2 separate regions of the Homo sapiens genome follow, and region 2 is linked to region 1. Evidence: read pairs that join two places in POLR2A ChIA-PET (ENCODE). Cell type or tissue: OCI-LY7. All regions are shown on one strand. Region 1 overlaps GTF2F2 (general transcription factor IIF subunit 2). Region 2 has its middle 12 kb from the start of SNORA31B.

The links. Peaks named below come from ENCODE experiments on the same cell type or tissue, not always from the same donor. Only the 100,000 strongest peaks of a DNase experiment are listed, where the experiment ranks them.
Region 2: POLR2A ChIA-PET joins it to region 1 with 5 read pairs; 5 of 35 experiments call an interaction of 5 or more read pairs at or near these places.

The regions. Positions count from the first base shown.
Region 1 is chr13:45,130,150-45,135,149 of GRCh38, reverse strand. All of the region lies in intron 1 of GTF2F2 (general transcription factor IIF subunit 2), which reads right to left. Among named protein-coding and RNA genes, the nearest start is that of GTF2F2, 12 kb to the right of the region's middle. In OCI-LY7, no CTCF peak of the experiment used is centred here; a DNase peak (open chromatin) is centred at 2,249; H3K4me3 peaks cover 978 bases; H3K27ac peaks cover 1,270 bases.
Region 2 is chr13:45,321,892-45,326,891 of GRCh38, reverse strand. No RefSeq gene overlaps it. Among named protein-coding and RNA genes, the nearest start is that of SNORA31B, 12 kb to the left of the region's middle. In OCI-LY7, no CTCF peak of the experiment used is centred here; no DNase peak of the experiment used is centred here.

The sequences.
Region 1 (5,000 bases):
GAATCCCGTCTCTACTAAAAATACAAAAATTAGCTGGGCGCAGTGGCACATGCCTGTGGTCCCAGCTACTTGGAAGACTAAGGCACGAGAATTGCTTGAACCCAGGAGGTGGAGGTTGCAGTGAGCTGAGATTACACCACTGCACTCCAGCCTGGGTGACAGAGAGAGACTCTTGTGTCAAAAAAAAAAAAAAAAAGTTAGACAATATACTAGAGTCCAGTCAGGTACCATGCTAAACATCCACTATCCTGTTTCATCCTTCCAATTGCCCTGCAAAATCACATTCTCCTCATCCTACAGATGAGAAAACTGAGGTTCAGAGGGTTGAAATAACTCAAGAAGCCAGGATCAGATTCAAGACTCAACTCCAGACTGGTCTTCTGCTCTCTTCACTAGACCATACTACCTCTCACAAGGGTATACATGCTAAAGAAGAGTATGTAATAGATCTAAGGGAAGGAGGATTTTGAAGATTCCATATCTCAACAAAACTTCCACTACACTCTACTCCATTCATCCAAACAAGCTTAGAGGATTTGGCAAACTCCTTACGATGACTGTACCTACCCATTCGGTCTCCTTTAATTACAGGTGACAGAAAACCCACTTAAAGAGGATTTCATGTGCCAAATAACAAAAAATTCCAGAGGTAGCTTTAAGGTGGCTTCATTAAGGGCTCAAATGATGCCCTCAGGACTCTTTCACTATTTCTTATCTATCCCTCCCCCATGTTAACTCAGTTATTTGGCAGACCCCCACCTCAGGCAGCAAGATGGCAGAGGCAGCTCCCGAAGAGCATAAGTCTTCTTCCCAGAAGTCCCTAGCGAAAATTTGTCTTTCATCAAGCTGACAAGGGTGTGTGCCCTTTCTTGGACCTATCACTGTGCCCAGAGATGAGATACTTCACTGGCCAGCCTGAGTCAATGACATCTTTGCGGAAGGGTAGTCAATACCATTAAAATCACACAGATTGAAAAGGGGAAACAGTGGTTTCCACAAGCACAATCAAGATTCTGCAACAATGTCAAAGTAAATGGATACTGGTTAAAGAAGCAAATGTCCACAACATTATCTGCTGGATATCCTATGAACTTCTCATTCTCAACAACAGTATCCCCTTCATAATCTGTATTTCAAGCAACCATCCTAAGCACCATCTCCTAAATTCCTAGCTCTCTCCTTAGTACTTTTGTGGCGGAATCAGGAGGACCAGAGAGAGACCATGGGGTGTATACAGGAGGATATCTTTAATGAGTGCACTCAGACCCAGCGGACTTAACATCCAAAGACTGGGCCCAGAACAAAGACAGCACTTGACTTTTATACACACTTTAAAAAGGGGTGGGCTAGCTTGAAGCAGGCTTACAGTGGCACGAATGCAGCGATACAGAGGCAGGACAAAGACAGTTAATCAAATTGTAACAGGTTCATAACTCAGGATTACACATGACCATTGCCATGCAGCCCAGATGTCCATTATCTAGGTTTGCCTAGTGCCTAGCATGGCTTATTCCACGGCCTTCACTATGGCGCCCAGGTGGCCTGCTCAGATGGTTTATGACCACTCCACTACTTAGATAAAACAGAATACTTGAAGTCACCAGTTACAGAGAATGGAATTTATAAACTCATACCATAAAACAAATGAAAATTTGTTTTTCTTCTCCCTATGTTGAGGGAGTGCTGGGAGAGTCTCCAGAGCACATTCCTTTGTGTCCTGGCTTCTTAGATAGATAGCATTATCAAGACTTTCCCTGGGTCTGGGCTGTGCCTGTTGCTGCCTCTGGGACAAGTCAGCCTAATATAGGAAACCTTATTTCTCTTTTTAATTTTATTTTTCTTTCTTTAACTTCCCACCTCACTTTGACTCCCAACAATTCTTCTAACCCTCAATTCGCTGACTCTAATTAACATCTTCTCACTGTCCCCCATCTGCTATGTCCTCATTTCTCTCTTTAATGAAACTAGATTCCATGGTCCATCATTATAATCATTCCCTTGCCCCATCTTCCTCTGTCATACTAGCGTGGCAAAACCTTAATCCTGATTAAAGCCAATCTCTACTTCTCTTTATTAATTTATAATTTATCTGTGGTTTTATTTTATTGTGTTATTCCTCTTCTCTGCCACACTTGCACCTGAGCAGCTGAAGGAAAGCTCTCGATCACGCTAGCTGGTCTCACATTAAATACATGGTTACAAACATCAAGTGAGCCCTTAGTGACACCTGGCAACTTAACTACATCTCCCTAGTCAATTCAGTCCCTCACTCCTGATTATTCAAATGTTCTCTTTTCACTTCTCGAACCTAGAACACCTCTTCCTTCCTCCTCCCTCTGTGCTGACCTGACTTCCTCTTCCACCGAGAAAAAGCAAACCATCAAATCTAAACTTCTACATCTACCACCTAGCCACAATTGGATACTTTTACTTGCTTTACCCTCTTTAAACAATGGATAAACTATGGCCAATCCCTCCACTTGTGCACTGAATTTCTTTCCCTGTTATGTAACCAAGGACATATTTCCTTCAAGTACACCCTTAGTATCTGTGACTCAGGGCAAAAGTAATGGGACTTCGCTTCTGTAATTAGGTTACATAAGATTATAACTTCTGTCTTCTCTCATTGCTTTCTCAGTGTGCACACTCTGATTTAGAAATCTGCCATATTGAAGAGGCCGATGTGGCAAAAACAAAACAAACCAAAAAAAAAAAACACTAATGACAAGCTTTAGCCAAGAGTCAGCTAGGAACTTGGACTCTTAAGTCCAACAACCCTGGAGGAACTGAATTCTACCAACCACGTAAGCTTGGAAACAATATTTCCCCAGTCAAAACTTCAGATGAGAATCCAACCCTGGCTGATACCTTGACTATCGCCAGTGAGAGACTTTGAAGCAAAGGAGCCAACTAAGCCATGCCAGGAGTCCCAGCCCACAGAAACTGTGAAATAATAAATGCATGTTGTTTTAAACTACTAAGCCCATGGTAATAGGTTATATACCAATAGATAATTAATACATTAAGCAACAAGCACTCTTCTAAATGCTGTAAATATATTAATCATCTACTTCTCACACAATCCTATTAGTGTCTTCATTTTACAGATGAGGAAACTAAGGCACAGGGAGGCTTATAAATTTGCTCAAGAGCATGCACCTTGGAAAGGGCAGACTTAATAATCCTTCCCACCCAGTGTCTGATTTCTCTACCTTTTCTCTCTCTCTCTTTTTTTTTTTTTTTTTTTTTTTTGAGACAGGGTCTCATTCTGTCACCCAGGGTGGATTTACAATTTTGGCTCACTGCAACCTCCACTTCCTGGGCTCCAACGATACTCCCACCTCAGCCTCCCAAGTAGCTGAACTACAGGTGTGCACCACCATGCCCAGCTAAGTTTTGTATTTTTTGTGGAGATGAAGTCTCACCACATTGCCTAGCCTGGTCTCAAACTTCTGGACTCAAGGGATCATCCCACCTCAGACTCCCAAGGTGCTGGGATTACAGGCATGAGCCACCGTGCCTGGTCCTCTGCCTCTCTTTATGGCAAAACTCCTTGAGAGAGTTCTCTATGCCAGCTGTCTACACTTACTCCTCTGCCACTTTGTTTTGAACTTACTCTAGACAGGCTCTCCTCCCTGCCACTCCACTGAAACTGATCACAGGGTTATTAGGATCTCCAAATTACCAAGCCAATGTTTAGTCCCCATCTTTCATACTTAACAACAATATCTGAGAGCTAATTATTTCCTTTTCCTTCAAATACTTTATTCACTTGGCATCTGAGTAATCACACTCTCTCGATTTCTCCCTCTACTTCTCTGGACTCTCCTTTTTGGTCTCCACATCTAGATTCTCATCTTTCTGGCCCCTTAACTTCAGTGGGCACTGGATTCAGTCCTTGGATCCCCCCTCTTCTCTCTATACTCTTTTTTTTTTTTTCTGAGACTGAGTTTCACTCTTGTTGCCCAGGCTGGAGTGCAATGGCGCGATCTCGGCTCACCACAACCTCTGCCTTCCGGGTTCAAGCGATTCTCCTGCCTCAGCTAATTTTGTATTTTTAGCAGAGACGGGGTTTCTCCATGTTGGTCAGGCTGGTCTCAAACTCCTGACCTCAGGTGATCCGCCCACCTCAGCCTCCCAAAGTGCTGGGATTACAGGCATAGGCCACCGTGCCCAGCCCTGTATACTCTCAATCTTAAGTAACTTCATCCAGTCTCGTGGCTTTAAAATACCATCTGTATGACAACTCTCAAACTTACAACAAGCTCAGGTTCTCCCCTGAAGTCTCAATTTATATATCCAACTGCCTACTCAAACTCTCCATCTTAATATTCAGTAAGCATTTCAAACTTAAAATCTCCATACTAGAACTAATTTCTCCCTCATAAACCTTGCTCCTGCTGCAATTTTCCGTATCTTAATAAAAGGCAACTCCATTCTTCCAAACACTCAGGCTGAAACCTTGGAGTCATCCTGAATATTTTTTTCTTATACCCCAAATCCAATCAACTGATACATCCTGTCAATATCTTCAGATTATATCCAACTCCAGCCTTTTCTCACCAACTCGAGTTACTACCCTAGCCCAAGCCACCATCATCTCTTGAATAATTATTGTTTTAACAGCCTCCTGATTTCCTTGCTTCCACTTTTGCCCATGTACAGTTTATTCTCAATAAAGCAGCCAGAATGGTCATCTTAAAACCTAAGTCAGATGATACTGTTCTGCTCAAAACATTTCCATTTATTTAACAGACATCTACATAGTGCTTACTATGTTTACCAGACACTTTTCTAAACACTTTACAAATATTACTCCATTTAATCCTTATAACAGCCCTATCATCATTCTATTTTGCAACTGCAGAAACTGAAGCACCAAAAAGCTATTATTTGCCCAAAGTCTCACAATCACTAGCGGTGAAACTAGGATTCTAACCTAAGCAGTCGACTCCACAGTCCACGATTTTAGTCACCATGCCATGCTGCCTCTCCATGGC
Region 2 (5,000 bases), 190 kb before region 1:
CATTTATTTTTACTTTTTTTTTTTTTTTTTAGACAGAGTCTTACTTTGTTACCCAGGCTGGTGTGCAGTGGTGCGATCTTGGCACACTGCAGCCTCGACCTCCTGGACTCAAGTGATCCTCCCACCTCAGCCCCCTAAGTAACTGGGACTACAAGTGTGCACCACCAGGCCCAGCTAATTTTTTTTTTTTTTTGGATTTTTTTGTAGAGATGGGGTTTTGCCATGTTGCCCAGGCTGGTCTTGATCCACTCACCTCGGCCTCCCAAGGTGCCAGGATGACAGGTGTGAGCCCCCCACCTGCCTGGCTACATTTCTTTTAAGAGAGAAAAGATGGTTCATCAAACTTCAATATAGCCAGGTTGAAAATGTTTCAGACTGGCCGGCGCGGTGGCTCATGCCTGTAATCCCCGCACTTTGGGAGGCCGAGGCGGGTGGATCACGAGGTTAGGAGATTAAGACCATCCTGGCCAACAAGGTGAAACCCTGTCTCTACTAAAAATACAAAAAATTAGCCGGGCGTGGTGGCAGGCGCCTGTAGTCCCAGCTACTTGGGAGGCTGAGGCAGGAGAATGGCGTGAACCCAGGAAGCGGAGCTTGCTGTGAGCCGAGATCGCACCACTGCACTCCAGCCTGGGCGACAGAGCGAGATTCCGTCTCAAAAAAAAAAAAAGAAAAGAAAATGTTTCAGATTTGGGACATGTGATAAACTGGTTGCACTGATGGCTAAACAATCTCCTTGTATTTCTGCCTTTTGCAATGCGGCTTTGCAGCTGCTCCCACCAAGGGGGAAATCTACTTCCCCGTCCTTCACCACCAGCCCTGTGACTTGCTTTGACCGTGAGAATGTGACAGAAGTGTTGATGTGACAGTTCCAGGCCTAGGCTTCAAGGGGCCTTGAGCACTCCTCTCTCTCCAAACACTGCCTCCACTGGGAACACAATCCTGGACTAGCTGCTGGAAATGAGAGACTGGGTGAAGCAGGGATGAATCATTCCAGCTAAGGTCATCCTAGAACAGCCAGCTGCGCTGACAGCTGACAGCAGAGGCATGAGAAAGCCTACCCCAAATGACTCAAGACCAGAACTCCCCAGCTAATTAAACTCAGCCTAAATTGCTGATCCCCAAAATCGTAAGCTAAACATATGGTGGTTGTTTTAAGCCACTAAGTTTTGGGGTGGCTTTATGTAGCATAATTCTGGTAGTAGGTAACTGTTTCAGAAGACAGGAATGGTTCTGATAATTAGAACCACAATGACTCCCATATTTATGTCACCAGCCAACACTTCTCTCCCTTGAGTTCCAGACCCAAGTATCCAGCCACCAACCCAACATTTCTATGATCAGAACCAAGCTCTTGATAACACCCTAAAATTTACTCCTCCTATAGCCAGTCTTTACTGTCTTGATAAAATGAATAACTTTCTATTTCCAGTTGCTTAGGCCTAATCCTTGCACTCATTTTTAAGATTTCTTTTACATTCCATGTCCAATTTCTTAGCAAATCCTGTGGGCTCTGCCTTCAAAATATATTCAGAATCTGCTCACTTTTCACCAACTCTATGGCTACTACTCTGAGCCAAGCCCCCACCATCTCTTGACTGGATTGTTCCAGCAGCCTCTTAACTTATTGCTGTTTCCAAGTTAATTGGGCACCTTGTATGTTACCTGCCAACCCTAACCAGGCATGCTTCCACTTCACAGCTTTTGCATCTGCCCAAATGCCCTTCCCAGATAGCTGCATAGCTCACTCTCTGACCACCTTTAAGTTTCTGTTCAGATGTTATCTTGTCAATATCAAGAGGCCTTCCTGGCCAGGCACAGTGGCTCATGCCAGTAATCCCAGTACTTTGGAAGGCCCAAAGCGGGTGGATCACTTGAGGTCAGGAATTTGAGACCAGCCTGGCAAACATGGTGAAACCAGCTCTCTACTAAAATACAAAAATTTGCTGGGCATGGTGCATGTGTCTGTAGTTCCAGCTACTCGGGAGGCTGAGGCACAGAGAATCACTGGGAGGCAGAGGCTGCAGTGAACCAAGATCATGCCACTGTACTCCAGCCTGGGAAAGAGAGTGAGACTCCGTCTCAAAAAAAAAAAAAAAGGCCTCCCGGACCACCACATGTATTTATTTATTTATTTAATTTTTTGAGACAGAGTCTCGCTCTGTCTCCCAGGCTGGAGTGCAGTGGCGTGATCTCGGCTCACTGCAACCTCTGCCTTCTGGGTTCAAGCGATTCTTGTGCCTCAGCCTCCAGAGTAGCTGAGACTATAGGTGCGCATCACCACACTCAGCTAATTTTTTTTTTTTTTCTGAGACAGAGTCTCGCTCTGTCACCCAGGCTGGAGTGCAGTGGTGCGATCTCGGCTCACTGCAATCTCTGCCTCCCGGGTTCAAGCGATTCTCCTGCCTCAGCTTTCTGAGCTGGGATTACAGGTGCCCGCCACCATGCTTGGCTAATTTTTGTATTTTTAGTAGAGACAGGGTTTCACCATGTTGGCCAAGCTGGTCTTGAACTCCTGACCTTGTGATCCGCCCGCCTCGGCCTCTCAAAGTGCTGAGATTAAAGACGTGAGCCACCGCTCCTGGCCCACTCAGCTAATTTTTGTATTTCTAGTAGAGACGGGGTTTCACCATGCTGGCCAGGCTGGTCTTGAACTCCTGACCTCAGGTGATCTGCCAGCCTCGGCCTCCCAAAGTGGTGGGATTACAGGCGTGAGCCACCACGCACAGCCGACCACCACATTTAAACCTACCTTCCCATCATGGTATGCCCAACCCTCTTATTTATTTTTTCTCCATGGCACTTATTACAATGTAACACACTATGTATTTTACTTACTTATTTGTCATCAATCTCAAGCCCAATCCCATGCAAGCTTCAAGAGGGTTTGGTTTTGCTCTATTTTGGTTTGCTCGCTGCTGTATCCTCAGTGTTTAAAACAGCTCCTGATGCTTGGTAGGTACTTGTGGTGGTTGATTTTCTGTGTCATCAGAAAATCTGGGCACCAGGGGGTGCCCAGATTAACTATTGTTTCTGGTTGTGTCTGTGAGGGTGTTTCCAGATGTGATGAGCATTTCTGGCGGTGGACTCAGTGGAGTAGATGGCCAGTGTGAGTGGGCATCATCTAATCCATTGAGGGCCTGAACAGAACAAAAAGACAGAGGAAGGAGGAGTTCACTCCTATTGCTGCCTGCCCACCTGCTTGAGCTGGGACATTCGTCTTTTCCTGCCCTTGGAATGGGATTTATACCACCAGCTACCCTGGTTCCCAGGCCGTTGAGCTTGGACTGAATTACACCACCAGCTTTTCTGGGTCTCTAGCTTGCAGATGCCAGATCATGAGACTTCCTAGCACCCATAGTTATATGAACCAATTTCTCACTCACCTGAATGCCATATCCCCTTTTTCCATCTTGGTGAAACAGCTCTCTAACAGTTTATTGAGAAGCTACTTTTTTGTTTTGTTTTTTGAGACATTGCTTGTATAAAATATCCTTATTTTCTCCTTACACTTGATTATTTGACTAAATATGGAATTCAAGATTAGGAAAACTTATCAGACAGAGTTTTGAGGGCCCTGCTTCATTGTCTTCCAGCTTCCAGTGTTGCTGTTGAGAAGTCTGATGCTATTGTAATCGTCAATTCTTTGCTTGTGACTTGCTTTTTTTTTCTCTCGTCTCTGGAAGCTTTTAAGATCTCTGTTTCTGGTCCTGAAATTTCATCATATTGTGCCTTAGTAGGTGTCTTTTTAAATTTCTTGTGATGGATACTTGGTCAGGCATTTCAACTTGAAAACACATTTTTCATTTCTTGGAAACTTTTTTGAAAAAAAATTTGTTTCTGGTATTTTCATTTTCTCAGCTCTTACTTTCTGGATTTACTGTCAGCCAGATGTTGGGTCTTCTAGACCTACTCCTTGAGGGGGAAATTCAGCATAATCTGGGCATCACACAGACATCAGGCTTACCAAGGAAGCCAGTTTATGTCCAGGGCGTCAGGAGGCTAATGCTTGACTGCAGCCTGTGCCAATACCTCTCTGCTTCTGTTTCATGAATTAAATGAGAAGTGACCAGTAGGCTGGGCGCGGTGGCTCACGCCTGTAATCCCAGCACTTTGGGAGGCTGAGGCAGGTGGATCACGAGGTCAGAAGATCGAGACCATCCTGGCTAACATAGTGAAACCCCGTCTCTACTAAAAATACAAAAACAAAATTAGATGGGCGTGGTGGCGGGCGCCTGTAGTCCCAGCTACTCTGGAGGCTGAAGCAGGAGAATGGCGTGAACCTGGGAGGCGGAGCTTGCAGTGAGCTGAGATCGCGCCACTGCACTCCAGCCTGGGGGACAGAGCAAGACTCCGTCTCAAAAAAAAAGAGAAGCGACCACCTTGTTAACCCACTGTATTAGTCAGGGTTCTCCAGAGGGACAGAGCTAATAGGATAGATATATGAAAGGGAGTTTATTAGGGAGAATTGGCTCACACAGTCACAAAGCAAAGTCCCGTGATAAGCCATCTGCAAGCTGGGTAAGAAAGAAGCCACTGGCGGCTCAGTCCGAGTCCAAAAGCCTCAAAGGCAGGAAAGCCAATAGTGCAGCCTTCAGTCTGTACCCAAAGGCCCAAGAGCCCTGGCAAACCACTGGTCTAAGTACAAGAGTGCAAAGGCCAAAGAACTTGGAGTCTGATGTCCAAGGTTAGGAGAAATGAATAGAAGCATCCAGCACAGAAGAAAGATGAAAGCCAGAGGACTCCGAAAGCCGGCTTAGCCCACCTTCTTCCACCTGCTTTGCTCTAGCCCCACTAGCAGCCAACTGGATGGTGCCCACCTACATTGAGGATGGATCTTCCTCTCCCTTTCCACTGACTCAAATGTCAATCTCCTCTGGCAACACCCTCACAGACACACCCAGAACAATACTTTACCAGCTATCTAGGCATCCCTCAATACAATCAAGCTGCCATCTAATATTAACCATCACACCCACCTTGTTAGCATGTGGGTATGT